Linked DNA regions of Homo sapiens: regions 2, 3, 4, 5, 6 and 7 are each linked to region 1. The links are chromatin loops, found by intact Hi-C in ENCODE. Cell type or tissue: heart left ventricle. All regions are shown on one strand.

Evidence for each region. Peaks named below come from ENCODE experiments on the same cell type or tissue, not always from the same donor. Only the 100,000 strongest peaks of a DNase experiment are listed, where the experiment ranks them.
Region 2: a loop joins it to region 1, with 15 times the contacts of the local background. A loop is called at or near these places in 87 of 110 quality-filtered maps.
Region 3: a loop joins it to region 1, with 11 times the contacts of the local background. A loop is called at or near these places in 59 of 110 quality-filtered maps.
Region 4: it touches region 1 in a loop (8-fold over the local background); 77 of 110 quality-filtered maps call a loop at or near these places.
Region 5: a loop joins it to region 1, with 2.7 times the contacts of the local background. A loop is called at or near these places in 34 of 110 quality-filtered maps.
Region 6: a loop joins it to region 1, with 2.3 times the contacts of the local background. A loop is called at or near these places in 8 of 110 quality-filtered maps.
Region 7: a loop joins it to region 1, with 8 times the contacts of the local background. A loop is called at or near these places in 66 of 110 quality-filtered maps.

Annotation. Positions count from the first base shown.
Region 1 is chr2:43,482,361-43,486,360 of GRCh38, reverse strand. It overlaps THADA (THADA armadillo repeat containing), which reads left to right. Exons shown (of 38, transcript NM_022065.5): 26 at 1,036-1,127. Among named protein-coding and RNA genes, the nearest start is that of THADA, 110 kb to the left of the region's middle. In heart left ventricle, a CTCF peak has its summit at 1,856 (motif pointing right); no DNase peak of the experiment used is centred here; H3K27ac peaks cover 2,067 bases.
Region 2 is chr2:42,950,090-42,954,089 of GRCh38, reverse strand. It overlaps LOC112268413 (a long non-coding RNA gene), which reads right to left. Exons shown (of 3, transcript XR_002959381.2): 2 at 888-1,000. Among named protein-coding and RNA genes, the nearest start is that of LINC01819, 87 kb to the left of the region's middle. In heart left ventricle, no CTCF peak of the experiment used is centred here; DNase peaks (open chromatin) are centred at 2,369 and 2,919; H3K27ac peaks cover 2,370 bases.
Region 3 is chr2:43,125,076-43,129,075 of GRCh38, reverse strand. LOC105374570 (a long non-coding RNA gene) reads right to left here and starts at 680. Exons shown (of 3, transcript XR_940018.3): 1 at 614-680. RefSeq lists an enhancer at 1,211-1,711. In heart left ventricle, CTCF peaks have their summits at 1,548 and 1,749 (motif pointing left); DNase peaks (open chromatin) are centred at 763, 1,245 and 1,735; H3K27ac peaks cover 305 bases.
Region 4 is chr2:42,826,910-42,830,909 of GRCh38, reverse strand. It overlaps the pseudogene CHORDC1P1. Among named protein-coding and RNA genes, the nearest start is that of TRI-TAT2-1, 18 kb to the right of the region's middle. In heart left ventricle, CTCF peaks have their summits at 1,884 (motif pointing left), 2,926 and 3,125 (motif pointing left); DNase peaks (open chromatin) are centred at 1,869 and 3,109; H3K4me3 peaks cover 546 bases; H3K27ac peaks cover 1,441 bases.
Region 5 is chr2:42,856,654-42,860,653 of GRCh38, reverse strand. No RefSeq gene overlaps it. Among named protein-coding and RNA genes, the nearest start is that of TRI-TAT2-1, 48 kb to the right of the region's middle. RefSeq lists an enhancer at 2,832-3,419. In heart left ventricle, a CTCF peak has its summit at 1,512 (motif pointing left); no DNase peak of the experiment used is centred here.
Region 6 is chr2:43,330,016-43,334,015 of GRCh38, reverse strand. The region is part of intron 30 of THADA (THADA armadillo repeat containing); the gene reads left to right. Among named protein-coding and RNA genes, the nearest start is that of LINC01126, 100 kb to the right of the region's middle. In heart left ventricle, no CTCF peak of the experiment used is centred here; no DNase peak of the experiment used is centred here; H3K4me3 peaks cover 964 bases; H3K27ac peaks cover 4,000 bases.
Region 7 is chr2:42,972,809-42,976,808 of GRCh38, reverse strand. No RefSeq gene overlaps it. Among named protein-coding and RNA genes, the nearest start is that of LINC01819, 65 kb to the left of the region's middle. In heart left ventricle, a CTCF peak has its summit at 1,565 (motif pointing left); a DNase peak (open chromatin) is centred at 1,548; H3K4me3 peaks cover 571 bases; H3K27ac peaks cover 817 bases.

The DNA of each region.
Region 1 (4,000 bases):
CTTTTATGCTCTTCCAAAGCATCTTGACACATTGGTTTGGAAAAGATAGGGAAAAGATTATTATCATCTTGGAGAAATAATTTGTGTTTATTCATGGTAATTCCTGCCTCTTATCTTTACTAATGTTATCAGTTAATTTCAGTATTGAAATTACTTGGTAAGTTACTTGCATTGTGAAGCTGATAAGCAACATTTTGGATTTAACTATTTTCTTAGCCATATTAATTACCTGGATTCTTTGAAGTTAGGATTTTTGGATTTTCTTTTTGTTTTTTTAAAGACAGGTTCTCACTCTTTTGCCCAGGCTGGAGCACAGTGGCACAATCATAGCTTACTGCAGCCTCAAACTCCTGGCCTTATGCAATCCTCCTGCCTGAGCCTTCTGACTACCTGGGACTATAGGCATGTGCCATGGCTGTAAAAATAACAACAACAACAAAAAGTCAAAAGCAAAACAAACAAAAAAATCTCTAAAAAAATACTTTTTTTTTTTTTTGAGATGGGGGTCTTACTGTATTGCCCAGGCTGGTCTCAAACTCCTGGCCTCAAGCAGTCCTTCCACTTTAGCCTCCCAAGTAGCTGGGATTACAGGTGTAAGCCACTGGGCCTGGTTCTTTGAAGTTAGGTTTTATAAGTATTTTCTCGTAGGTAAAATGATTTCAGAAAATAAATGGAAAGAGCTGAGGTTTTACTGCAATCTTCATTGTCAGGAAGCATATAGAAAAATGAATTTTTAGAAAAGTGTTATTTGATGCTCTAAGTGCAGAGATTAGTGAAAACTGTTGATGGTAATATTAGGAATATAGGAAAAGGCTGTGTTGTGTGCATGTGATTGGGTTGTAGAGCTCAATTGAAGTCATTGAATCGATGACTGTCAAGTTTTTTTTTTAAATTATTTTATGAACACAAATCTGTCTTTTTAGCCTCACACTAGCCAGTTAGGTAATGATTTTGAATTATCTAGTTTGAACATTGTAAACGTTGGTTTCATGCCAAGAATATTTAAGCCTTATTGTGTTTTCGTTTGTACATTAGGTGCGAAATTCATCCACACTTCTCTTTAGTGCCTTGATCACAAGAATTTTTGGAGTTAAAAGGGCAAAGGATGAACATTCCAAAACAAATAGGTAAGCTCCATTTAAGGCTAACTTTACTTTTTTTAAAAAATACAATATTGTCCTGGCCAAAAACAAATTTTGAAATTGTGCCTACTGTTATAGATTCATCTAGAGCATAAAACTATAAAAATACTGTAATGAATTAACCTATGCTGCCAAGTTATAAACCCTTGGGCAAAAATATCAACTGTTTAATAAGTGGACCTTTCAAAGCAACAAAAATTTAGCAAGGTAGCAAGGGGTGAAATGTAGAGCTTGTTTCTCCATGCAAAAGCTAGTGTTTTTTTTGTTTTTTTTTTTTTAATTGCATCTTCTTTAAGTAGTCCTGAAATGTCTTAACTTTACTTGTATATATTATCCTAGCTTGTATAATATCTTTAATTTTATAGGTGGAAGTTTAAATGTTTATGATCCTCTCATTAGAACATCTCTCACATTACCTTTGCATTAAACTCTTGTACTAAGAGGAGCACCTATATGTGTTAACCACAAGAAATAAACAGTGCTTTTTACTTTTGGTCTTTAGTTTTATGTTTAACCTCTAATTTGTTTTTGTCTTTAAAAAACAGCTTTTTTGTTATGCCTGAAAAGAAACCTGTGGAACCATTTTGATTTTGGGTAGTTTTTAGATAAAAATGCACAAGATCTGTTTGTTTTTAAAGAAGAAAAGCTTTGAATAGTTGTTTTTTAGCACTTAAGAGGATTTAATGGTAATCTAATTGACTTGCAGTTGTTAACACTAGATGTCACTGTTGCTGCACATTTAATTACTTCCTTAACTTTATTTAGGATCCAGTTTGGCCCAGTGGTCTTTCTCTTGAGGATCTAGAGTTATATTCAAAGCCCTATTCCCTTCTTCCCTAAAAAAGTCATTATGCTTCATATTTAAGTTTTAAGCTAATGTTTATTGAAATGCATTTTTGTGTGATGGAACTAAATCTTAGGAATTAAAAAAATATGAAATCATTTTGTGATGTACTAGTGATAATTCTAATGAAACCTACTATGGTATTTCCGAATTATCATTTAAATTGCTTCTTGTCACCCTGTAACATTCACCAGATATTTAAAAGGAAGGTAACTGGCTGTAAGTATAAATCCCTTGAGCATGTTCAGGCAATACCAGAGAGCTTTTTAATTTTTTTTTTAACTGAGTATTTTTTAAATAAATAAAACATTACTCTTGTGGAGGGATGATTATAATTTTTATTTTTTAGCCTGTTCTTAAAGAAATTCTTCCTGTCACTAACTTGAAATCACTAATATTTGTTTCTCCTTAGCTTTGTCTATTTTGTTAATAATTCTCCAGTGTGCTACAGTTTAAAACAGTTGGGTCATGTTATAAGGCCTTGATAAATACTGGTATAAATGAAATATGATATTAAGTCATCAAACAAGTAAAATTAATGTTTAAAACTGAACTTGAAGAAAATTTTTTTTTGTTTTTTATGAAGTGATTCTTGAATATATATATAAATATATATACATTTTACTATGTATAGGAGAAAATGATCAGAAAATGAGAAAACCTCATTTAGGTTGTATCTGAGGGAGGAAGAATAGGGCAGTGATACTATACAATTTTAATTTTTTGCCAAAGTTACAATGATGGAAACCTCCATTATAAATTTATTCCTCTTGGATAGGAAAGATTACAAAATATATAAGATTTCTAGAAAAAAGGAAATAGGAATGAGAAGTTTTTAACTGTGAAGAATGTGAGAGCTTTTAATTTTAGTAATCTGAAGATCGGTATGGACCATTATGTGTACAAGGCTTCTGTTCCCTGTTTAACCCATGAAGATATATTTCTTGGCAGCTCCCATTAGGTTTGCTTTGCAAAACCTTTAGTGTCTTAAATTTGCAGTTGCTTGTGATGGTTCTTTTAGTTTTAGTTTGTTTAATTATGTCACTTTTTGTTTAAATGTTTATATGCCTGTTCCTTCCAATATTAACTTTCTGAAGGAAGGACCTTTTTCATCTGTTCTGGGTACGTAATGGGCACTTTAAGAAGGCTAGTAATAATGATATCTTGGTTGGTTACTTATCCACCGGATAACTAACCTCAGCCGGTGACACACCTCACAAGTCAGTTGTTTCCTTTCACAACCACAGATTGTCCTGCTCGCAATTTGGAAATGTGTGTTCTTGGTCAGAGGGAACTGGACATAAAAAGAACATCTGCTTTTTCCATCTAATGGGAAATAAAGGTCTGACTTGGAGTAAACAAACCTGGTTTCTAGGCATTTTGCTGCCACTGGAGATGACCTTAATAGGCCCCCTTATCCACTTTGCACTTCAGTTTCTCCATCTATATACCAGGAATAATAAGATCTGTGCTGTCTACTCCTAGGGCTATTGTGAGGATAAAACAAACTATTAGAAGTTCATTTTCTTTAACATATTGGAAGTCCTAGGCAATTAGAGATATAGTTTGGTTTTTCTTTCTGTTACCACTTCTGTGATTGTACTCATCTGATTGTCTTGCTCTTAAGACCGTGCTTTTTGAGGACAAGGTCAGTATCTTAACCATTCTTGGGTACCTAGAGTCTAGCATAGTATCTGGCATATAGAAGGCATATAGGAATAATTGCCTAATGAATAAGTAAATTTTGTTACTAGAGGAGAAATAAGAAATCTGGTTTCTACTCCTGCGTTTGTTACAATATAACCACTATAATCAACTGAGACAAAATAGCCAACCTCTCTGGGCTTTGGTTTTCTTCTCTGTAAAATAAGGTTTGGAATATTCCTGAGGTCTTTTCTTTTTTTAAAATACTAAAGTAAGGCTTTACATAATGTTACTGGAATTGTAAGTTTGGTAAAATGATGTATTCCCAGTGCCGTAGAACAGTCCCTGTCGCATAGTACAGACAAGAAGT
Region 2 (4,000 bases), 530 kb after region 1:
CCCCTCTCCACAAAAAATACAAAAATTAGCCAGTCCTGATGGCACACACCTGTAGTTCCAGCTTCTTAAGAACCTGAGGTGGGAGAACTGCTTGAGGCTGGGAGGTTGAGGCTGCAGTGAGCCAAGATCACGCCACTGCACTCCAGCCCTGTCTCAAATAAAAATAAAAAACCAAAGTGGCTGTCCTGCCATCTGGCTTCCCAGACAGCACACAGCCCCTTCAAATGTTTGTCTTTTTTTTTTTTTTTTTTGAAATGGAGTCTTGCTCTGTTGCCCAGGCTGGAGTGCAGTGGCATGATCTTGGACAGCTCACTGCAACCTCCTCCTCCTAGGTTCAAGCAATTCTCCTGCCTCAGCCTCCCGAGTAGCTGGGATTACAGAAGCATGCCACCACACCTGGCTAATTTTTTATATTTGCTAGAGACGGGGTTTCACCATGTTGGCCAGGCTGGTCTCGAACTCCTCACCTCAAGTGGTTTGCCTGCCTCGGCCTCCCAAAGTGCTGGGATTACTGTGGTGAGCCACCACGCCTGGCCCAAATGTTTGTCTTTTAATGACTGCCCTTCTCTGCCCCTCCAAGGGGCATAACATCATAATCAGATAGGGTGAGGAGTTGTGAGCAGGTGAAAAGCCTCTCTTAAATTTAATTGCCTCTTGAGACTAATCAGTCAACCACCGAGTGTGCCTGGAGAAACAGGACACACCCCTCACCCTGCCCAGCCTCTGTGGCGCCTAGCAGCAGGGCCTGCCTGAAACTCCGTGTGGGGAGGGGCCCTGAGGAACGGGACAGGGTCCTGGCCTTGAGAAACTTCCACTCAAGTAGAGGGGCTCGGAGGCACTCCCACAGGAAGTGCTTTTAGCATGCTAAAAGAGAAACGACCACTCACCACAGGAGCCCTCAACGCCGCTTGTGTTTTCTGTGGGGCATCTACCATGGGCCAAACACGGTGCTGAGCTCCAAGGCAGACTGACGTAGCTCCTCCTCCCGCAAAACCATGGCCTGATGGGAGAGACCGGCGAGTCAATGGCTGTTTCTCAGTAGGAGGGGAGTCACAATCAAGGTTTGCACAGGATTCACCTGTAGGACACTCAGCTCTGAGAGGAGAAGGGAGGAGGTCAGGGAAGGCTTCCTGGAGGAAATGATACTTGAGCATGCTGAGGAGTTGGGCTGGAAGTGCCAGTGGGACTTTAGGGGGTGGGACTGGGAGGTGGTGGGGCTGACCTAAGCCCTGGTAGTAGTGGTTAGAATTTGGGTCGTGGGACAGCGATAAGACCTTAAGGCAGACAGAGGAGACTGAGTAGGTTTGGGGCACAGGACAACAGACCCCAGATGGATGGATCTGGAGGGGAGGGTTAGGACAGACAGAGGGTCTCCGAGAGCTGGAGGAGCTGGAGGTCAGCTTGGGACATTAGGATGTCTCTCTCAGTGAAGGAAAGAGAATAAATGAATCAAGGTAGAGGAGAGGGTAGCAATTAAGAAGGCAGGTGGGAGGGAAGCCAGTCTTTAAGGGGGTCTCAGAGCTTGTACAGGAAGAGTGGGGCATTCAAAAAAATGAAAGAAATTCGGAAGGAGCTTGTAGTAGTCCGTTTTCATGCTGCTTATAAAGACGTACCCAAGACTGGGCAATTTACAAAAGAAAGTTTATTGGACTTAACAGTTCCACGTGTCTGGGGAGGCCTCACAATCATGGCAGAAGGTGAAAGGCACGTCTCACATGGCAGCAGACACGAGCAGAGAGCCTGTGCAGGGAAACTCCCATTTCTAAAAGCATCAGATCTCGTGAGGCTTATTCACTGTCATGAGAATAGCATGGGAAAGACCCACCCCCATGATTCAATTACCTCCCACCGGGTCCCTCCAGCAACATGTGGAAATTCAATTTGAGATTTGGGTGGGGACAGAGCCAAACCATATCAGAGCTCCCAGGACCTTTTCATCTGCAACCATGCAGACATCCCATTCCCAAGTCATGGAGTAGCATCTTAGCCCCTATGGTGAAGCATTGGAGCCCTTCCAGGGAGGCAGGCAATGGCCAGAGGCAGCCATGGCTGAGGTAGGAGGGAGTGGGTCTCACCCAGCAGGACACTAAGAGGGACCAGAGGCAGGAATGTAGGAGTCAGGACTCCGGGGAGCAGAGGTAGCAAACTAGGGACACGTGATGGCTTCAGGTTATGGGGCCAAAAGCCAAAACACTAAGCCAGGGTCAGGTCAGGAGAGAGACAGGCCCATGGGCCTTAACCAAGACATTGGATGTGAGAACAGGGCAGGGGGCCAGGACACTGGATGCGAGTACGTGGCTGGCAGGGCCTAATGTGTGCTGGAGCAAATTCATACCAGCTCCAAGAGCCATTGTTAAATGCCAGTAATTTTTCAAGAAAGTTGTTTAAACATTGACAAAATCAGCCACAGTGGGAGTATTTACACCATGGAAATCAGCAAGTGCTACAAATCCAGGCCACGTTTTCCCCGCCAGAAAGCCGGCACTGCAGCTGGTCCAGAGAGATGGCTGAGAGAGACCTCATGGGACTGGGGCTCATGGGACCAGGTTCTCACCCTTACTCCATCACATGATTTTGTGCCATTGTTGATGTTCTCACCCTGGCTTTCCACAAAGGACTATTCAGGGGTCAAATGAGAAACTGTGGCTGGATGTGCCTGCACAGGACAAAGCATTGCATGGAGTGAGAGATCATCATTAGCGGGTTTCCTGGTGTCTTCCTGGATGTCTGATCTAAATTTAGGTCCTTGTAGTCACAGTTGAATCCCAGCCACTGCCTTTCCTTCCTTCCTGCAGGCTCTCTGTAGCACAGCCACGGGAAGTCACTGCTGGAAGGGGTCTGCCTTTGTTGTTTCACCTGCAAGTTTGCATGCATGCTTCTGGGCAAAGTCCCTCCAAACCTTCCCTGTGCCTTCTCCAACTCCAGGCCTGCAGGCTTCCTCCTGCTGAGACACTTGCTGGGCTCGCTGCTCCTCTCCTGGTATCCCAGACTGTCCCACCCTGCCCCAGGGGTTCCCCTGTCCTAACCACCTACCCCCCTCGCTCAGTCACCCCCTGAGAGAGCACATTCTTCCACATCAGGACACCTCAGGCAAGTCCTTACCCTCTCTAGGTCCCACGTATACTCTAAGGATGATGCCAGCCCACCAACCCTCAAAGGGCCTCTAACAGAGCCTATGAGTCTTTCTGGAAGTAACAGAAACTTCAGCTAACAGGGACTTAAACAATATAAAAGTGGTTGCCTACTAAGAAGTCTAGAGGCAGGCTAGTCCCAGCTACTCAGGAGGCTGAGGCAGGAGAATGGCATGAACTCGGGAGGCGGAGCTTGCAGTGAGCAGAGATCGCGCCACTGCATTCCAACCTGGGCTACAGAGCAAGACTCAGTCTCAAAAAAAAAAAAAAAAGTCTAGAGGCAGGCAATTCTCAAGTTGGCTTTGCAACTCCAAGATGCCAATGCCTCTAAATTCTCTCCCTCATCCCCATATGGTCTCAAGATGGCTGCCACAGTTCCAGATATCACATCTTCTTAAATCTCCTTCCAAAGTCAGGATGTAGGGTGATGGTCAATGTGGCAAGAGCTCTCTTTATGTGCTTTTCTTATTTGATCAGAGATGAAAAGTCTTTCTCAGAATCTTTTCCATCCCCACTCCCACAACCCAGTCTCAGGTTGTGAAGAGATAACTTTGGTGAGGTTGTCCATCACAACTTTGGAGGAGTAAATGAACCTATTTCCACATCAGTTGTTCATCTGTAAAATGAGGGCTAATGATATTTACCCCAGGAGGTGGTTGTGGGGATTGAATAAAGTGATCTAGGCTGGCCATTCCAAGTACACAATCCTCTTGGCTTGGTTGGTTCAGAGAGGGACATGTGACCTGATGATACCAACCAGAGTCTTGCTTTAAATTTTGTCTGTGGATGCTGGAGGGGGTCTGTCTTCCTCTGGGATGTTGAACAACGAGGCTCAAGAGAGCCTAAAGCAATTGCACGTAACTAAGCGA
Region 3 (4,000 bases), 360 kb after region 1:
TATTAGAGATGGGGTTTCACCATATTGGCCAGGCTAGTCTTGAACTCCAGCCCTCAGGTGATCCTCCCGCCTCGGCCTCACAAAGAACTACCACTCCTGTCCTGACCCCTTATCCCTCTTTAACTCTGAGCTCAAAGCTCCCGTCCACTTCCATAGCCCATACATACCTCACACTCATTTGTCCCAAACCAAACTTGTCTTTCTCTCACCAGCACATTCCTCCACTTGAATGCTACATCTTAGCTCACAGTCACACTGTAAGCCATCATCCACACCAGAGGCTGAGCCACCCCTGACCACTCCTTCTGTCCAGGGCATCTTATTGGCCCTCTCATCTGGTGAGTTCTAACGCTTTGGTGTCTTAAGGCTTCATCCCCTCTTCCTCATTCCTCTCCACCCCTCAGTTTCTATAGTAATTTAGATCCTCATCTCTTTCCTTAAGAACAGCCAGCGGAACCAATCAGAACTCCGAGGCCATCCTCGCACAGCTGCCAGGGGCTCTTTTCTGATGCCATGGTGCCCCCCTCTCAGTGTCTCCCTGCCTGCCCCTCCAGCTTCATGCTCTGACCCTCCTGGGTGCAGACCATGTGCATCTGGAAACAGCTGGGCCTACCTGCTTCATTACCAGTGCTCAGGCTGCTGGCAAGGCCCTCCTCTCCTCCTCTTCCCCCTTCACTGCCTCCTCCAGGAGGCTTTCCTGACTGGAGACACATGGCTGGTGCTCCTTCCTCCATGCCCCTACTCTGTCCACTTCCTGCTGAGCATGCTCCTCCCTGGGGTGCCTTCCCAGTTACAGACTCAGCCCCGACCCTGGCCACAGACAGGGCCTTCTTCTCTCTACCTAGACTGTAGCTCCACCAACCCTATGTTGTGGCTACATACCAGGCAGACCTGGGTGTGGGTATCCCGTTTTACCCACTTCCCACTGGGGACCTCGGACAAGTGACTTTCTCTCTCTCGGTCTTCCTTTCCTCATCTGTCAAATGGGAGGATAACATAACCTGCCTCCCAGGGTGGGTGGTTGGGCCTGGCACACCGTGAAGGGCAGCACAGGGCGTCCATGCGGCACCCGCTGTTTTGATGACTTGCTAGGACCTGGGAGAAAGTGCAGAGGGACCAGGTCTCTCCAGCACAGTCCTCCTGTTCTTCCCCCTTTCTGGCTGTCTGTGATCTCCACCCAGCAGAGGGCTTGGGCGAGGCCGCCTCTTCCCCTCTGCAGCACTTCCTCCCCAGGACCCAGTGCTGTCCACACCGGCGGCAGGGTCCAGTGTCAGACTCGTTCTCAGCCGGGGACTGTGTGGGCTGCCGCACTCCTCTCCCTGGTTGCAACTGCAGTGCTTTGCTCAATAAGGCCCCAAGGGTTGCTGCAACCACACGGGGACTGAGCCGCTGAGGTGGCACACAGTACACCAGTGGCTTCTAGCTCCAAAGTCCAGATGCTATCCACTCTGCCCTGCTGCTGCCCCTTCTGCCTTTCTTTTGGCATCTGAATGACCTTAGTCTCCTCATCTGCAAAATGGGCATAATAATTGCTTCTCTTGCTTCCTCAGCCAGAGGACAGGGAGAACAATGGGGCTGGGCTGGGAAGTTGTGAGGAGGTGGAGACCTCGCTGTGTGCAAGGCAGGAGAGCCTGGCTGGGCGGGGGATATGACAAGAGTTGCTGTAGGGAGACCTCACCATCCATCCAGCCGCCTCCCATCCTTGGCCAGAGCCGCGTGTCTGAGTCCACAGCGCCCCCTGCTGGCTAGCCGGCCCAGAAGCTCCCTGTGGGCAGCCCCAGCCCCACACGGCGTTTCCCCGCAGGGACCACGCGGAAGGAGCGGACCCTGCCCTCAGGGAGCCCTATCGGAGGAGGGACGTGCAGCCAGGCCTCAGGGAGCCCAGACGGGGCGTGGGGAACCGGGGCTTTTGTCTGAGAAGGGAGCTCCCGAGGTCAAGGAGCATACCATTCTGCTCTGAGGAACCTGCTGAAATCCTTCTGCGGAAGGTCTAAGGCCTGCCAGGGAGCCAGTGGTCAGCTCCAAGTCCAGCAGCCATCCCTTGATTAGGGCTGCCCCCACCCCGCTCCCATCCCACATGGACTTTGAGGGAGGGACATCGGGCAAGGACAGACCCTGGGAAATCAGGCTGGGGCTGGTAAGGTCCCTGGCTCGCCCTCAGGCTGGGCCCCCGTTGGCATCAGTGGCGGTGCTCCCAGCCCTCCGGATCCCAGGTGCCTTTCTTCTCCGTCGGACCTTTTCTTCAAGTCGGTGGCTTCATCATCTCAGCTTTTCCTTAGGCTGGTTCTGTATTGGGTGCTGGGGATTCTGGGAGGAGAAGCCCGTAACTGGCCCTCTGGGATCTCAGACATGCCCTTATCCCCTACCCTACCATCCCCCTTCCCTCCTTCCTCCTCAGTGTCTTCCCTGCTCCCTGGGCTCAGGGACCTGCTCTGGGAGGAAGGCAGCTGAGGCAAACAGACACCCCGCCCCCCCCCACACCAGATTAAAATCCAGCCAGCAGTGCCATCCTTCCAGGATGCTCTCCCAGTCATCCCACATCCTGGGCTCTGCTTACTGTGTTTGAGACTTTCCCCTCAAAATCCCTTCTCCCTCAACTGCCTACATAAGTCCCCAGTGGAATTTCACCTTGTCCAGGAAGCCTGCCTTGCTGGATCTCAGCCTCTGTGGTTTTTCCCAGCTTTAGACTTGCGCAGGATTTCCTGACACACGCTGCTTTATCCCATCTGCCCATAGTAGATGCTCCACGCCTCAGGAAGGAAGATCTATGGCACCTTCTTCCTTGCACCCCTGGGAAGACCCAGGGGACAGTCTCAACATGCTCACTGAAGCCCATTTAAGTCAGTGGTTTTCAACTGGGCACAGTTTTGTCCCCAGGGGACATTCGTCAATGTCTAGAGATAATTTTGATTGTCACAACTTGGGGAGGGGGCGGTGCTACTGGCATCTAGTGGATGGAGGTCAGGGATGCTGTGACACCCCACGATGCACAGGCCAGCCCCAACCCCAACAAAGAACTGCCCAGCCCAATATGTCAGCAGTGCCCAGGTTAGAAATCCTGATTGAAATAAATTCATAGATTGAGGTATAAATATAGCATCCAAGAAGAGGCAATGGCTCAGGCAGGAGCAAATCATCCCTCTGAAGGAGACAGAGCAGGAGCCTCCCCTCCATATGACCATCGCAGTCCCAGGTCCCTCCCACGGCCTTTCTTGGGCTGGTAGTGTCTAAGTGGAGGCCCACCTGAGCTAGAGGAGGAGGAGCCAGGGTCTGTCTAGAGAGGGAGTCCGTGGGGGAAGAGGGCTCTGTGTGAGGAGCTCTTTGGGTACAGGCTTGGCCTCAGTTTAGTCATCTGTAAAATGGGGATAGGGTGGCCCCTTCCAGTTCTAATGGTTTAGGGTTCTAAACTGAGTCTCTGATGTGCACAAGTCCTTTTTCCCTCTGCTGATGGGCAGGACCCCTCCAGCAGAGCTGAGGGTAGAGTACCGGCTTTGGGCCCCTTCACCAGATGTGTAGGGTTATTGTGGCTATAATTGCCCTTCCGGGAAACAGCTGTGAGAACAAGAATGCTTTGATAGGTTCCATCAAAGCTTCCTTCACGTCTCCTGGGGACTGACTGGGTGGGGGCGCATAAAGAACTTCCAGCTGGGAGCAGCTGTTAGCCAGGCCCCCATGCAGAGGTGGAGGCTCCACAGGGTGGCCCCACTTTGGTTGGGGTTAAGAATGTCCCAGAGGCTGGTCACCCTGAGACGGGCCTCTCTGAGGGCTCTTCAGGGGCTGTCTCTGTGCCCTCCTGGGGTGGGCTCGAGTGGCGCAGGGCGCTTGGCTGCAGAGCGGAGGTGGCACTCTCCTGGTGTGAAAACCTCTTGTGCCACCAGGGGCCTAGCTCTGGCTCTCTGGGGCAGGGGTCCACACAGAGGGCAGGGGAAAGTGAGCCCACTGATATCCTCTCAGTCCTCTCAGAGATAACCTGGTCTCTGGTTATCAAGGGGACCTGGAG
Region 4 (4,000 bases), 660 kb after region 1:
CGCCAATGTTGGTAACATTTGAAGCTTAAAAGGATGATATTTGAAAAATTTTGGGCCAGGCACAATGGCTCACGCCTGTAATCCCCATACTTTGGGAAGCTGAGGCAAGGGGATTGCTTGAGCTCAGGAGTTCAAGACCAGCCTGGGCAGCACAGCAAGACCCCATCTATTGAAAAAAAAATAGAAAAATTAGCCAGGTGTGGTGGCACACACCCCTAGTCCCAGCTACCTAGAGGCTGAGGTAGGAGGAGCACTTGAGTCCACGTGTTCAAGATTACAGTGAGCTATGATCGCACGACTGTACTCCAGCCTGAGCAATAGAATGATATCCTATCTCTTAAAAAATAATAATAATAATTCTGTTGCCCGGGTTGGAGTGCAGTGCTTTTCTCTTTTGCCTTGATGGGTACATGATCTTCATCTTCATTGGCCTGAGGCATGCATCTCTGCTTAAAGAGAGACCAGGATTAATGTTTGATATAGACAGAATGCACAGAAGAAAAAATGTGGTAATGTTTGGTATTTGACATGCAAAATAGGATTATGCTGCAGATCAAAAGTCTTCTAAAGCAGGCTATTCTTTTGAGAGCATGTTTCCTGGATTCCCTCATCCCTCTCCTTGGGTGTGGCCCTGGAATTTTATGTAATGGATGACTGAGCAAGAAGAGGAAGAGTGTTGGTCCCCTCCTTCCTGCCCAGGGGATGGTACGAAGGGGATTAGAAGGATAACAAGCAGAGCCAAGCACTGGCCCACTCACCCCTCCCTGAGAGAAAGAAGCCCTTGTCCCCAACTCACATTGGAACTCTGGGAAGAAGTGGCATCCCAGGCAGCTGCAAACCAACTCGGCCTCTGCCTCCAGCACCAGGGCTCCCCGGTAAGGGAGAGGCACCACTAAAGTTCAGCTTTCAAAGCCAACTTCCATTCCTGTGAGCCAGCAGCCCTACTGGGGCCATGGTGGCACAGCTAGGAGACTTGGTGGGGAGGAGGGGCCCAGGTGCAGGAGGGCTGGCCAGCCAGGGGCGCCACATGGGCTCTAGTCAGATCAGGAGGGACTGGACCATGAGTTTCATAAACTCAGCTTCTAGTATGATCAGTGGCCAGGAGGGACAGGGGACCTTGCTGGGTCTAGAGGACACCACACCCCAGGATCCCAACTCATGCCTCCTACCAGATGCCACACAAGCTGCCCTTGACTGTCTACAAAACCCCAACAGCACCACAGTGGGAGAAGCTGGGCAAAGCAGTCTGAGAACTAAGCATTTTATCCAAGAGAAATTAATAAGATCACTTAACAAGACCGGCTAAACTCTCTGGCCCCAGGATGTTCAAATCAAGTTGAAAATTTCATTGTTTTTCTCGCTTATCATCAGGCAGGGGTTGGAAGAAAGGCCAGATTCATTATAGACTCATAAATAAGGAAATTACCTTTTTTTTGCACAAATAAATTATAGAGTGAATTAAGTTTTCAACTCTGTTGCACACACAAAAATAGAGGAATTCCTGCTGCCCCACTGCAATGCTGGCTGACTTTTCCAACCAAAGACAAGGACCCAAGCCTTCTGGATCCCCAGTTCCCTCCTCCAGGTGGTGGGGGACACCGTTGTGGCAGAGAGAGGTAAGGTCCCCCTTCAGCCTAAGTGGTCACATTAGCCCTCTTGGGCTCATGCACCAGATCCTGCTCTCCTGGCTTATCTGTGTTTCTTTGAGGGGAGGAATGAGATTTTCATTTTCTTTCCAGGCCCTTCCCATTCAGGGCATTTCAGATCCCTCCTTCCCATGACCCCTGAAATGAATTGGGTGAAGAATGGTCCCCTGCCCTACACGCTGCATGTCTGGGAGAGGCCAGAGGTGGAGCCGGCACATGCAAAGGCAATGCTGCCACCTGCTGGCGCCACGAAGAGACACAGCAAAGGTGGGCAACCAAACCCCATTAGCCCTGGGGGAACTGCACAAGGATGTCTTGCAGCTGAATGGTACCTTTTTCCAATGCAGCTTCTTACCTGTTCCCTCATTTAGTCATCCAGTATGCCGGCTGGAACAAGAACATCATCCCATTTTATGGACGAGACAACTGACACCCATGAAAGGGCAGAATGCTGACTGAGGTCACATGTGTGGGGATGGCTTGAAGGCAATGCTCAGTCTCCTGCTTCCCAGCCAAGAGTTGTGTCCCCTCGTCAGTGCTCAGATGAGGTGTCTCAGAAAACGAGGGACCCCTATGAACAAGGTTTACGGGGCCATCCTCAACATCCAGGGAGGAAGAGTGAGGGCGGAGGGCACCAAGCAGTAATGCCCACCCTGCAGCTGGCTCAGGGCCTGATACACGTGTACAGCAACTCTGTTTCCCAAGGGTTCACACACCTTCCACACAGATTTTGTGGGTTTTTTTGTAGAGAAGGGGGTTTGTCCTGTTGCCCAGGCTGGTCTCGAACCCCTGGGCACAAGTGTGATGTTACTTTTCGATAAAGATCTGGAAGAGCTGACTCCTGCCCTAGGCCCGTGAGTCCTAATCTAAAAAACAGACGGTGAAAGAGGCAAGAGTCATCTTCCCAAATGGCAGCTGCAGGCGAAGTAGGTGGGGGGAACTCGCAGACGATGTTGTGTGGTCAGCAGGTGTGAGATGACCGGGCTGCATCCTCTCCCGCTGGGTGCTCAGCACTCGACTCTCCTCTTTGTTCCTGGCTCTTCCAGCCCAGGTCTTCATTTGGCGGAAACAGCCTGGAGGACAGAAAAAGTGCCTCTTCTCTGCCCGAGACCCTTCCCACGCGCACACGCCATGGGGAAGCAGCTCTTCCCTTTTCCCGACGTGGGAGATGACTGGGCCGGTGGGAAATCCCATGATTCCCCGGCAGCGGTCCATGTCCCTCCTGACAGCGGTCAGCGGTCAGCCTCACTTCCAGGACTCTGCATTGTCCCAAGCCTCCTCCTCTCCAGACCTTCTTCGCACCTCTCCCCGCGATTCTTGTCCTGGTAGGGTCCAGGAAACGCTGAAAGCTACGGATAGGCCCCCACGTTGCCCCGCAGGGTGCGGATGAAATCGCTGTCGGAGGCTGGTCCTGTGGCCGGCCCTGCCTGTCTCCTGGACCGAGAGGAGCCTTCTATGGCAGAGCCGCAGCGCCACCGTGTGGTAGAAGTCCGTCTGCACGGCCAGAAACGGCGGCTCAGAGCGGGCCCACAGAAATCCTTGTAATAGTCCACTGTCAAGGCCGGTGCTAGCGACACGGGAGTGGCAAATGCACCCTCTTGCCGTTCCCGGTGTTTGGGCCTTGCCTGTGACGGTGGGAAAAGAAAATGGCCTTGCTGTGCTACAACCGGGGCTGCGGTCAGCGCTTCGATCCTGAGATCAATTCCGATGATGCTTGCATATGCCACCCAGGTGTTCCAGTCTTTCACGATGCATTAAGGATTGGTCTTGATATAAGAGAAGAACAATTGATTTTTCTGATTTCTTAAGCATTGTAGGCTGTACAAAAGGTAGACATAATAGTGAGAAGCCACATGAGCCAGTCAAACCTGAAGTAAAGACTACTGAGAAGAAAGAACTATCTGAATTGAAACCCAAATTTCAGGAACACATCATTCAAGCCCCGAAGCCAGTAGAAGCAATCAAAAGGCCAAGCCCAGATGCACCAATGACAAATTTGGAATTAAAAATATCTGCCTCACCTGATAAACTTAAACTGTCATCAGGGAATGAAGAAGATAAGAAAGAAGAAGAGGCCAAGCGTGGTGGCTCACGCCTGTAATCCCATCACTTTGGGAGGCCGAGGCGGGCGGATCACAAGGTCAGAAGATCAAGACCATCCTGGCCAACATGGTGAAACCCCGTCTCTATTAAAAATACAAAATATTAGCCGGGCGTGGTGGTGCACACCTGTAGTCCCAGCTACTTGGGAGGCTGAGGCATGGGAATTGCTTGAACCTGGGAGGCAGAGGTTGCAGTGAGCCAAGATTGCACCACTGCACTCCAGCCTGGCAACAGAGCAAGACTCCACCAGA
Region 5 (4,000 bases), 630 kb after region 1:
ACCTTTTAAGGAACTTTGCTAGAAGCTCAACCCAACCACTCATGCTTCACCTCATTATCCAGAACTGAATTATGTGGCTATCCTTAGCTTCAAGATGAGACTAGAAAATGAAGTATTTTAGCTGGGCCAATTGCCAACCCTAACGAGTTGAGATTCTATATAGCAGAGGAGAGTTGAGAGTTGGTCAGGAATTGGCAGCCCTGTCACATATGCCTAATTCCAGTGCTGTTATTGGAAGTACCAAGGCTGGCAGCTTCCACACTGGGTCTTCAGTCGCTCATGTCTTCTGTGTCTGCCTTCATTCCTCTACTCAGATGGCAAACCTCTTTGTAAACAGAGAAAACATGTTCATCATTTTCATTACTCCCTCTTCCCAACCCCAACCTTCCAATCCTACTGTACCAGCTCAATAAATGCTTACTTTAGAAAGAAAAAGCAGTAACACTCACTATTAACCATATATGCCTTGGGACAAACTTTCCATTTCTTATTTGAATCACTGTTTTTATCGTGTATTGCATTGTCATTTTCCATTTCGTGAGCTTAAGTAGCAACTCCTCAAGTCAGCTATAAATTCCTAACAGTCTAGAAGTGCCCAATCCAGTGACTTTCACACGGTGAATGCTTTCATGACTTGTAGAGTTTATTTGGCCTGAGTTCTAGTCATTATCAGTAACCACAACAATAGTAATTTCATACCTTTATGATGCTTCGAAGTTTACACAACTTCCTTTATACACATTCTCTCACTTGGTCTTTTAAGTAACTCTTTTAAGTAAGGCTGCTGTAATTATCCCTTTTTCACAGACAATGAAATGGAGGCTAAGAGAAGGTATATTGCTTGCCCAGAGGCATGAAGTCAGTGTTTGAACTGGAACTTAAATACAGGTCTTTGACTTCAAATCCAGCAGTTTTCCATCAAACTTGAGGCCTCGATTCTCTCACTTTCAAAAATGAAGAAATTAATTTAGATTATTTCAATGCAGCACTGTCCATTAGAAATAGAATATGAGACACATATAATTTAAACTTTTCTAGTAGTCACATTTAAAAAGGAAAAAGAGACAGGCGAAATGAATTTTAATAAACTTTTATTTAACTCAACTCAAAATATTTCAACATGCAATCTTCATATTAATAAGACTTTTTTTGCTTTTGAAAGCTAATTTTTTTATTTATGTCTTTAAGTCATAGGAACTTCTAAAGAATGAAAGCCAATGTGTTTATGACACTTTCAGCACATCACAATTTAACCACTTTTCAGGTGCTCAAAAGCCACACATGGCTAGTGGTCACCATATTGGAAAGCTCAGCTGTAATGTTTGAAGGGTAAATTTAACTTTAAAACAAGCTCCTATATCTAAGATTTCGTGATCAAATTATTTTAGAAATTATCTAAAAGAGTTATTTTCTGTACATTCTTGCAATAAAGGAGAACTGCCTGTTCAACAACTATCCCCCTGTAGAAAACTGGCTTTGCCTAGATCCATCACAAAGCACCACTGCCATCTGGTGGTAGACTCTTGAATTGCCAGCAAATTCCCCAAGAGGAAATAATCAGGCTCTCGGAATGAGTTTATCAAAGCAGTAGAAACTGACTCCACATAATCCAGGAGAATTTGTTGAAGAATGCACAATGCTGGGCCCTGCTGAATCAAAATCTCCAGGACAAATCCCAAACACCCAGATTTTCAGTAAATGTCCCCAGTGGTCATTCACACTGAAACTTGAGAATGGTTGATCTAAAGGACATGCCTATATAATACAACCATAGAAAATTCAGTGACAGTAAATGTCAGAAGAGGACTCATTCTTTCCTGATACTGTTCTGATATTTGTCAGACTGCTAATTTCTTAGTTTCTACATAGAAAAAAAAACCCCACCCCCAATATATACACACACACACACACAGTTGGAAAGAATCCATAATCCCATCACTTTTTTCAAAACTTAAAGGAAGAAAGAAGTCTATGTGGCCACTCCATCTCCGACCCCCCCACCCCCAACACACACACACACCCCTAAGACACAACTCTGTAACAGTTACATATAGCTCAGGCCCTCACAGCCGTGTCCCCACTCCCAGCCTCTGCTCTCACCCTGCTCCCTCCACACCCAAGTTCCAGCCAGGCCAGTGCCTTCACAGCTCTCCCCCTTCACCTCACTCCCCTTCTGAGACTTTGCAGAGCTGTCCCCTCCATCTGGAACAGCAGTCACCATCCTACCCTCCAGCCCCCATGACTTGTCCCTCATAATGCAGCTCAGGCATCAGCTACTCAGGAAGCCCCTTGGGGAGCCCTCTAGACTGTGCTGGGTCCCCCTCCTTCCCCCCGAAGTGCCCCATATGGTAGCTGTATTGTCTGACTTCTCCACACAACTGTAAGCTCCTTATGGGGCAGGGCTGCGTCTCTTGTCTCTGTATCTCTGCCACCTAGAAAAAACTCTGCCACAAAGCAGGCATTGTTAAGAATTTGCTGAGTGAATAAATGTTTTCTTTTCCTTTCTTTTCTTTTCTTCTTTTTTGAGACAGGGTCTTGCTCGGTCTCTCAGGCTGGAGTGCAGTGGCACGATCATGGCTCACTGCAGCCCTGAACTCCTGGGCTCAAGCGATCCTCCCACCTCAGCCTCCTGATTAGCTGGGATTAGCATGCATCACCACACTCGGCTATTTCTTTTTTATTTTTCTTTATTACTTTTGTTTTATTTTATAGAGATGGGGCTCTCTGTGTTGTCCAGGCTGGTCTCGAACGTGTGGGCTCAAGCCATCTTCCTGCCTCCGCCTCCCAAACTGCTGGGATTGCAGGTGTGAGCCACCACGCCCAGCCATAAATAAATGTTTTCAAAAGCATCAAGTAGTCCCTCTGATTTTTAAATGATAATGCTAGTTCTGATGAGTTGACGACACTAAGCAGTGTGGACCTTTACTGGAGTCTCAGTAATGTCAGCTTCCAGCTCTGAGGACGGAGCTGCAGACGTTATGACGGCTGACCAGAAGCGTTTGTGTCGGGGACTAGGGAGGGCAGTGATTTGGGCACCATGAACACAGTGAGACACGGACGGGTGCAGGAAGAGGGCAGTAACAGAGTAACCCGGGAATGCCGTCCCCACCTCCCAGGAAGGGATCCATTTCCCCAGAGGACAGAGGCCTGCTGCATCTCGCCCAGCTAATCTGACAGAAGCCAGCTGCAGCACTAGGCCTGCCCCCGGGAAGGCATGCTGAGGCCGGGAACCACATGCCACTGTTTGCCCCTGGGGGACAGGGGCACAGGGAGAGGGTAATTGACTTGTCTCCCAAGTTTATTTATTAATTCCTAGCTGCACCATTTGATGTGGTTTCCAGGAGGCACGCCGTTGAAATGTGCCGCCCTTCCCCATCCTGGCTGCAGTGGCCCCAGGGAGATGGGTGAAGCTCAGAGCCAGCCCACAAGTCAGACCAGGTGCAGGCAGGGGACTAGGAAGGGTGCCCACCATGCAGGGAGGCTTGCCGGCCCCAGCGCAGGCAGCAGGCCATGGCATGGGGTAGGGTGCAAGGCAACAGTGGACGGTGTGCTGGGGAGCCTGAGACGATGCGCCTCGGGACAAGTGGCCGCAGCTCTCTGCTTCAGCTTCCCCAGCTGTGAAAAGGAAAAATGAGTGGCGGCAGCTGCCACTTCGTAGAGCTGAGTGAGAATACCAACGTGCTGAGGGTAGGAAGTGCTGTTACAAGTCAGGGGCACCCCGCAACTGTCGAATGTTCCAGACGGGCAAGTGTGTATCTCTAAGTGCCGGGTCTAGGCCTAACTTTGCTCCTCATTTTATGTTTTCCGAATTTCCCGTGCTTCCTACAATTAGCATGAATAAGCTGTATAACCAGGGAAACATTAGACTAAAGAGAATGGGAAGCGTGTGGCCCAGAGATGGAGCCACGTCTCAACAAGCAGGGTGGTTACAGGGTGGAGGGAGAAAGGGGGTGATCCCTCCAACCCAGGCTTGAGCGAGGAAGGACACCTCAGATGCAGG
Region 6 (4,000 bases), 150 kb after region 1:
TCTATTTTGCTTTACAACAGCTGAAAACAGCATTTATTTTCTCACCACCAAATTTATTCACACAAGAGACTTACACTTCCCAGGCAGAAATACTGGGTTTTAGGTCTGCTTCCATTTTCCCACTGTCCTTTAGCTCCTTCCCAAATCCCTCATGGGCTGGTCCCCTCCTGAAGAAAGAGATCCTTCTTTTGCAATGACTTGAAATAGAAAGAGGCCACAGCCTTTTGCCACAGCTGCAAGTTGCTGTTTCACTTCCATGCCGTTGAAATGAATCCAGTCCAGGATGATTGTTAAAATATTCAGATGATCATGTGGCATTTTAAGGCTATCATTTGTGGTCCGTGCCAAAACTTTAAGGGAAGCAAGTCTTAACAGGGATCGCTAGCCACAGAGCAAGTTTCCAGGCATTGCTAGGGGTTATGTTTTGCCTTTTGGTTTGTTTCTTTTCTTTCTCTCGTTTTTTCTTCTTTCTTTCTTTCCTTCTTTTTTTCTTTCAAAAAAAAGGATCCTCCTTTTTTTAATTTTAGAAAAAGTTATTTTTTTTTTTTAGGAAAAAAATGGAAGAGGTAGTAACTGCTTTTCAATTCCTAGATTTTACTGGAAGAGAGAGGTTCTCATTAGGACCCGTCTTTAATCCTCCAGCACAGCTTGTTCAAAGTCACATGAGCCTCATGCAGATTTGAATGATGAGAGAAATGAAGTTGGTATATTTTAAACCCAAGCATGCTGACATATGTTCACTTCCCTTTCAGACGTCTCAGGAATGTCTAAGGTCATGATATCTCCGGATGAGATCCTGTTTGTGTTTTTTAAATACAAAAGGAAACATTATCGTATTTCAACCCAAGCCAGTGGGACAAGGTGCAAAACATTTTCTTCATTAAATATCCCTTTTACAAATACAGCCTCAAGTTTTAAAGGAATAAGCTGTTTGAGGAAGAGTGAAGTTTGAAAATATATGAAGTATTTCTTGTTGACAGACTGAGCTTATGGAAACGAGTCTGGGTGAAAACAGTCAGAAGTGATCAATATATTATCCTGGGCCCTTGAGCAAGTCGTCCAAGATCAAAGCTTCTTCATACCGCAGCGAGAAATAAAAATAGTCCTTTTACGCAACTGCACACACACCAAGAATTCAACCCCCAACTGCTGATGCTTTCTACTTTTTAAATATAGAAATCTGCAAACCTAACCTGGAGATGGCAGTTAGTTCAATAGAGGGCTCAGAAATCTCTGTCTTGTTCCACTTGTAGCTGTTGGCTTACTGGGGTGTTGCTGTTGGAAGATTTGGACAATGTTGTCATTGCTCAGCTTGCAAGGGAGTGCAGGCTTTAAGTGTCTTCAGCACATTCTCATAATATTATGTAAAGCCCTAATGTAGTGGGTTATGTTTTTTCCTTTAGCATGTAACATCTTCCATCTTTTGGATAAATTAACACCTTTGTTACCTTCATTGAGCCATTCTCAGTCAATTAAAGCCAATTCAGAGTCACAAATATTACAAGACAATGGTTTAGGCACAGTGGGAAATATATGAATGAACGATAATTGTCTCTGTTTCAGAAACCCCACAAGTAAGACAAGTATGGATTTAAATAACTATAAACAAGATTGTGTCAATGCTAGAATTAGTCAAAGTGTGTTGCAGAAGCAGAGAAGGGAGAAATAAATGCCAGCTTGTCAGGGTAGGGGTGTCAAGGAAGTCTTCAGGAAGAGGGAGAAGTCTTTAAAGGATAGGTGAGTTTAATTATTAGATAAGGTTAATTTTTTAGCATGGTGGCATGGGCCTGTAATCCCAGCTTCTTGGGAGGCTGAGGCACAAGAATTGTTTGAACCTGGGAGTTGGAGGTTGCAGTGAGCCAAGATCGTGCCACTGCACTCCGGCCTGGGTGACAGAGCAAGATTCTGTCTCAAAAAAATAATAATAATAAGATTAATTGTCTCAGATTGGAGACTGAGTAAAGTTACACTTGTATAGTACCTTTGTTGCCAAGTAAATTGTGAAGGTCTCATTGCCCAAGTACACAAAAGGTATCTTAGTACAGCGCCCAGCATTGTGGGAACCTAATGTGTGTGTGTGTGTGTGTGTGTGTGTGTATTAGATATATATAATGGAGTCTTTGTTGTCAGAGTTCAGTTATGGTTGAATCTAAATGAAAATTTAGACAGTGAAATACATAGAAGTACATACAGTAAGTACAAGAGTTCAGAAAAGAATGTGGACTAAGATAGTCAAGGAAGGCCTTATCAGAGGAGTTAGATATTTGAGATGGGCGGTAGAGCAGAGTGTGATTTGGAAACACCAAAAAGTGGTAGGAAAAGAGCATATCAAGATGGTGGACCAAATGTGCAGTGGGATACTGGAGGGAGTGCATGTGATGTATCATGGGCCAGTGAGGAGATCAAGCTGAGGGAAAGCTGCTGTGCTTTAGAGAGCAGTGCAAGATTTGATAAGAGACCAGTTGTGGAAACCCTCAGATGTCAGCCAGAGGAATATGGACTGGATCCAGGAGTTAAGAGGAAGTTAGTGAGCTCTGGCTGACACTGGTAAGTAGGCTGCTGTCTATATGCACATGAAATGCACTAAATGCTTTACATCTTTCCAACCTCGCTTAGTGGTCATCAGAGTTTCTAGTCTCTCTTAAGGATTAACAGAAATCTCTCTATTAGCAGTCCTTGTCACCTGGAAGCCCCTGTTGCCTGCCTGGGCAGCTAGTAATAGGAATAGAGATATCTGTATGCACTTGAGACCACATAGGTTTTGTCTTTCCAATGTTGCTAAGAGTACCATAGAACCACAGAATTTATAACAGTAAAGGGAATTTAGAGATCGTCTAATCCAGTGGAATTCATTCTTCAAACAAGCTTATGTGGAAATTCAAGATATTGAAAATAGTAGAGATGGTTTCAATATGGTCTAAACTGGGGTGGGGGCCCGGAGACCCACCTGCATGGCTTCCTTCCTGTTGGTAGCCCCAGAAGGGACTAAGAGAAGCACCCTAACTCCCTATTTCAAAACAGTGATCTAATCTAAGCTGATATTTGTAGAAGAGGTAATAGACACGGGGGCAGGCGACTTCTTCCTACTTGAAAGATATGGCTGTCTCAGAAGATGGCTCAAATTAGGGATGTAAATAGCAAGTTTGTTTTTTGCCTCTTGACCTGCTTTCTTCCTCTCCCGAGGCCTGATCATCCTTGTGGAAAATTCTACAACTCCATGTCCTTGGGCTGCCAAGGGCCCTCTCTTAGGAGCTGCCTTCCATGGATAGGGCTTCATGCTCCAGACCTTCTTGCCATCAAAACTTAACTATTCTATATCCCTTTTCCTCACTCTCAGCTGGCTGGCTGTCCCTAAATTTTAATATGTAAATAAGTTTGTTCTCCCGGGTCACACAGCTGTTTTCCAGTAGTGACCTGGTAGAGACAGCACCTTTAACTGAAGTCCGTAACTGACGCAGGCTTTACGGCAGTGCGCTGGCCTGGCAGGAGCACATCTGCCCTCATATTAAGCTGCTCAGCCCTGATACATTTGTCCCGTGTGGCTGGGGTTTCGGCCACCTCCACAAGGGCTGTGGGCAGCATGAGCTGGTCTTACATGAATGGGCCAAGGGAGCATCTTGGAGAGAGGCCCTCCTAAGTCTCACTAGCCTTTCCTTCCCCTCAGCTGCCAGTGATGATCAGGCTTCCTCAGCAATTAGACTGGCCTGGGTGCCTCTGGGAATAACACCTTCCCACGCAAGCTCAGGGGCTCACTCTAGGACTCCCCAAGCCAGACGGGTCCTCACCAGTCCGCAGGCTCTGCGTTCCTGGGTAACCACAAGGAGAGTCACATCTAGAGGCACTTGGTGAATGGAAAGCCTCTAGCCAGAAAACACAGTGCAGTGCCATTGAGGAGAGGCAGAGAATACTCAAGGTTAGCAAGTCAGTGGTCTGGCCTCTGCTGGACTACTGCCCAGCAAGGTGTGGCCTGTAATTTCCTTAGGCCTGAGTTTTCATCTGT
Region 7 (4,000 bases), 510 kb after region 1:
GATCAGCCACCACTCACACCAGCCAGACCCTTTCCTTCCCTCTGCCCCTAGGACTCTACCCTAGAAACTATGGAAGTTTCCCTCCTGAGCGCTCCAGCCCTCACCAGCTCCTTCAGAGAGGGGCCTGCGGTGGACATCCTGTTTCCACGCCCCACTACCCCCACCAGCCACCCCCAACTCAGTGCCCTACCTAGGCCAGCTCTGCCATCACCAGCCCACACAGATCTGTCCACTGGCAAGGGGGACACTCCCCTCCTTTGTGACAAGTGTGGAACCCAGCCCCAAGAAGAAGTGGGGAGAGAAGGGGAACCAGCAGGGCCGGGAGGCCCAGTGGGAGTCCCCTGGGCCCCTCAGGTTTCCCTCTTGACGCAAGATGGGAGATTGAGAGGTGCTAGGCATGTTCCCCAAGAGCTGTTGTAATTTATTTTGTCATTCATTAGTAAGCCCCCTTGCCATAGCAAAGATTCCTAGGAGCTGGGCTCATGGCTTATGCCTGTAATGCTAATACTTTGGGAGTCTGAGGCAAGAGGATCGTTTGAGCCTAGGAGTTCAAGACCAGCCTGGGCAACATGGTAAGACCCCGTTTCTTTCTTTCCTTCCTTCCTTTCCTCCTTTCCGTTCCTCTTTTCCTTTCTTCCCTTCCTTCCTTCTCTCCTTCCTTCCTTCCTTTTTTTTCTTTTCCTGCCAGGCCTTCCAAAGACTTCTGGAACTTGTTCACCTCTTCCTGTCCCTACTTCTCTGCATGCACAGCCTGGGTTACAGATTTTTTTTTTTTTTTTTTTTTTTTGAGACAAGGTCTCACTCCATCACCCAGGCTGGAGTGCAGTGGGCAAATCTCGGCTCACTGCAACCTCCACCTCCTGGGCGCAAGTGATCCTCCCACCTCAGCCTCCGGAGTAGCTGGGACTACAGGCATGCGCCACTAACGGCCGGCTAATTTTTGTGAGTTTTTTTTTCTTTTTTTTTTTTTTGTATGTTTTGTAATTTCGTATTTTTTGTAGAGACAGAGTAGGAGAATCGCTTGGGCCTGGGAGGTGAAGGCTGTAGTGAGCCGTGATCGCGCCACTACACTCCAGCCTGGGTGACAGAGTGAGACACTTTCTCATATATATGTTCCTAGGAACCCCTCCTCCCCAAGCCCCAGCTCGGGGCACTGAACACCTCCTGAGGGCATAGAATGTAGGCAAACCCTGGGAGTCGGGGCTGCTTAGAGAGGCCCCCCACGGTGCCACGCCATGGCCAAACGCCCGCTGGGCTGGGCTGAGAGTTCCCTTATCCGGTAGGGATGCTTCGGAGTGAACCAGCTGACCAGACCCTGTCCGGGGACCCCAGCCGAAAGCAGGACTGGAGGGCTGGAGGAAGACAGGAAGGGCAACAGGGACAGAGTGGAGACGCAGGAGAGCTGGGGACAGGCTGGCAGGCGGGCGGGAGTGACTGGAGCAGGGAGGCCCCGTGAGGGTCCCAGGCGCAGGACGGCTGCCCCCCAGCCGCTCCAGTCGCGTCCCTCTCCACAGAGCGCTTCCCAGCCAGGCCCGCAAGTCCAATCCCAGCAAGACGGCGCCACCTGCTGCGGGGAGTGGGCAGCGCAGCTCACTCCTGTCGGGGGTTTGAGAATTGGGGGAGGGGGTAACTCCCACCCCAGGAATCACCGCCTCTTGTCTCCCCCATCACACCTCTCAGGTGGCCAGTGTGCTGCCCGGCTCCCTACTGGCTCACTCCCCCAGCCCCCTGCCTCCTCTCCTCCAGCCGCCCCCGTGGCCACAGCGTCCTGGGGGGCCTCCCCACGACTGCCAGTTCCGCCCCAGGGCTTCCCCCGTCACAGGCCTCACCGTCCCCCAGAGAAAGGCCAAGGTCCAGTAGGCTGAGCATTCCTCTGGGATGAGGACGGCAGATTGGGGTTGGGATTCGCTGGGCCCGTCCCGAGCTGGAATGCTGGGGTCAAGAGACTTTTCAGAGCAGAGGCCTGGGCTCCGTGTAGGACTTGAATTAGATGCTTTATCTGAGATGAGCTGGGCTGGGTTCAGCCTGTAGGCATGACTGGAGGCTGCCAGGCCTTCCAAAGACTTCTGGAACTTTTTCACCTCTTCCTATCCCTACTTTTTGCATGCATAGCCTGGGTTACTGCTGTCTCCTCCTGGACTCACCCTTTCTAGAACCTTCTCTCTACTGCCCAGCTAATCTTTCTAAACCATGGAGCTGATCCCTCCACACCACTGCTTAAATTCCTGCATAATCTCTCTGTTGTCTTCTGGAAGAAATCCAAACCACCCCACCCAACTAGCAGAGCCACGCTTCTTCTGGCCCTCCCAGCTCCATCTCTCAGCACTCTCCCACCTGTGCCTGATGGTACCTCATACCAGGGATACCTCGTGCCTGCCATACCTCTGCAAGAAGCAGCCCAGGCCTCACCTTCTGACCAGCCCAGCCCTCTCCCAGCAATGTATGCTCCCCATGCACCCATCACACTTCACAGATGTCACCCCTGTACTGGGTATCATCCCTTACTCAACTGTGACCTCTGAGGACAGGGACCTGGCCTTTGTCTCTGTAACCCCAGCACCTGACAGGCATACAGGAATGAATGAATGAATGAATCTGTGGTCAGGGATGACAGCCCAGAAAAATGGCATGCTGACCAAGTAGAAGACTGGTCCAGCCCTCGATTTCTTGCCTTCCCTCTCCCTCTCTGAGCCCTGTCTCTCCCTTCCTGCCTCACTTCTAAGTCCCTCCGGGACCCTACCTTGCCTTCCCTCTGGGAGCTCCCTAGCAGCCTCTCTGTAGCCACGCCACACTCCCCTGTCACCCAGCAGACAGAAACCAGCCCCCTCACTTGGCCAGGCCTCCAAAGGCTTCCCCATCTGACCAGTTTACAGTTACCAAGTCTCCTTCTCCAGGGAAGAGCCACTCAGGGCAGGATGGGGGGCGGGGGCTCTTCTGCCCACTCACAGAAGCCTCCCTGGCTGCCTGACTGGGGTAGCTCACTCTGTCCTCAGAAAGCCCAAATCACTTTGCTTGGACCTCAGACATCTTGTTTTGCACTAGGGACTTTACATCTACCCTGCAATACCATAAGCTTTTGGAAAGCCTGGACCACATGGGGAGGTGTGGCTTTTTTTTTTTTTTTTTTTTTTGAGACAGAGTCTCACTCTGTCACCCAGGCTGGAGTACAGTGGCACAATCTCAGCTCACTGCAACCTCCACATCCTGGGGTCAAGTGATTCTCCTGCCTCAGCCTCCCGAGTAGTTGGGACTATAGGTGTGCACCACCATGCCCAGCTAATTTTTGTATTTTTTTTTTTTTTTTTTTTTGAGAAGGAGTTTCACTCTTGCCACCCAGGCTGGAGTGCGGTGACACAATCTCAGCTCACTGCAACCTCCACCTCCCGGGTTCAAGCGATTCTCCTACGCAGCCTTCTGAGTAGCTGTGATTACAGGCAAGTGCCACCACGCCCAGCTAATTTTTGTATTTTTAGTAGAGGTGGGGTTTCACCGTGTTGGCCAGGCTGGTCTAGGACTCCTGACCTCAGGTGATCCACCCACCTTGGCCTCCCAAAGTGCTGGGATTACAGACGTGAGGCACGGCGCCTGGCCAATTTTTGTATTTTTAGTAGAGATGGGGTTTCCCCATGCTGACCAGGCTGGTTTCAAACTCCTGACCTCAGGTGATCTGCCTGCCTCAGCCTCCGCCTCCCAAAGTGCTAGGACTAAAGGTGTGAACCACCACAGCTGGCCCTTAGGTGTGGCTTTCAATGCTAGGTTGTCATAAAAGACACTGAGGCTTCTGTCTTGCTCTTTCAGATAACTTATTCTGGAGGAAGACACCTGCCATGCCGTGAGGACAGTCAAGCAGTTCTGTGGAGAGATCCATGTGGTGAGAAACAGGGGCCTCCTGTCAACAGGAAGAACAACCTGGCAGGCCTGTCTTGGATTCAGAGCCTCCAGCCCCAGTCGAGCCTTCAGATAACTGCACCCTTGGCTGTCATCTCAACTGCAATCTCAC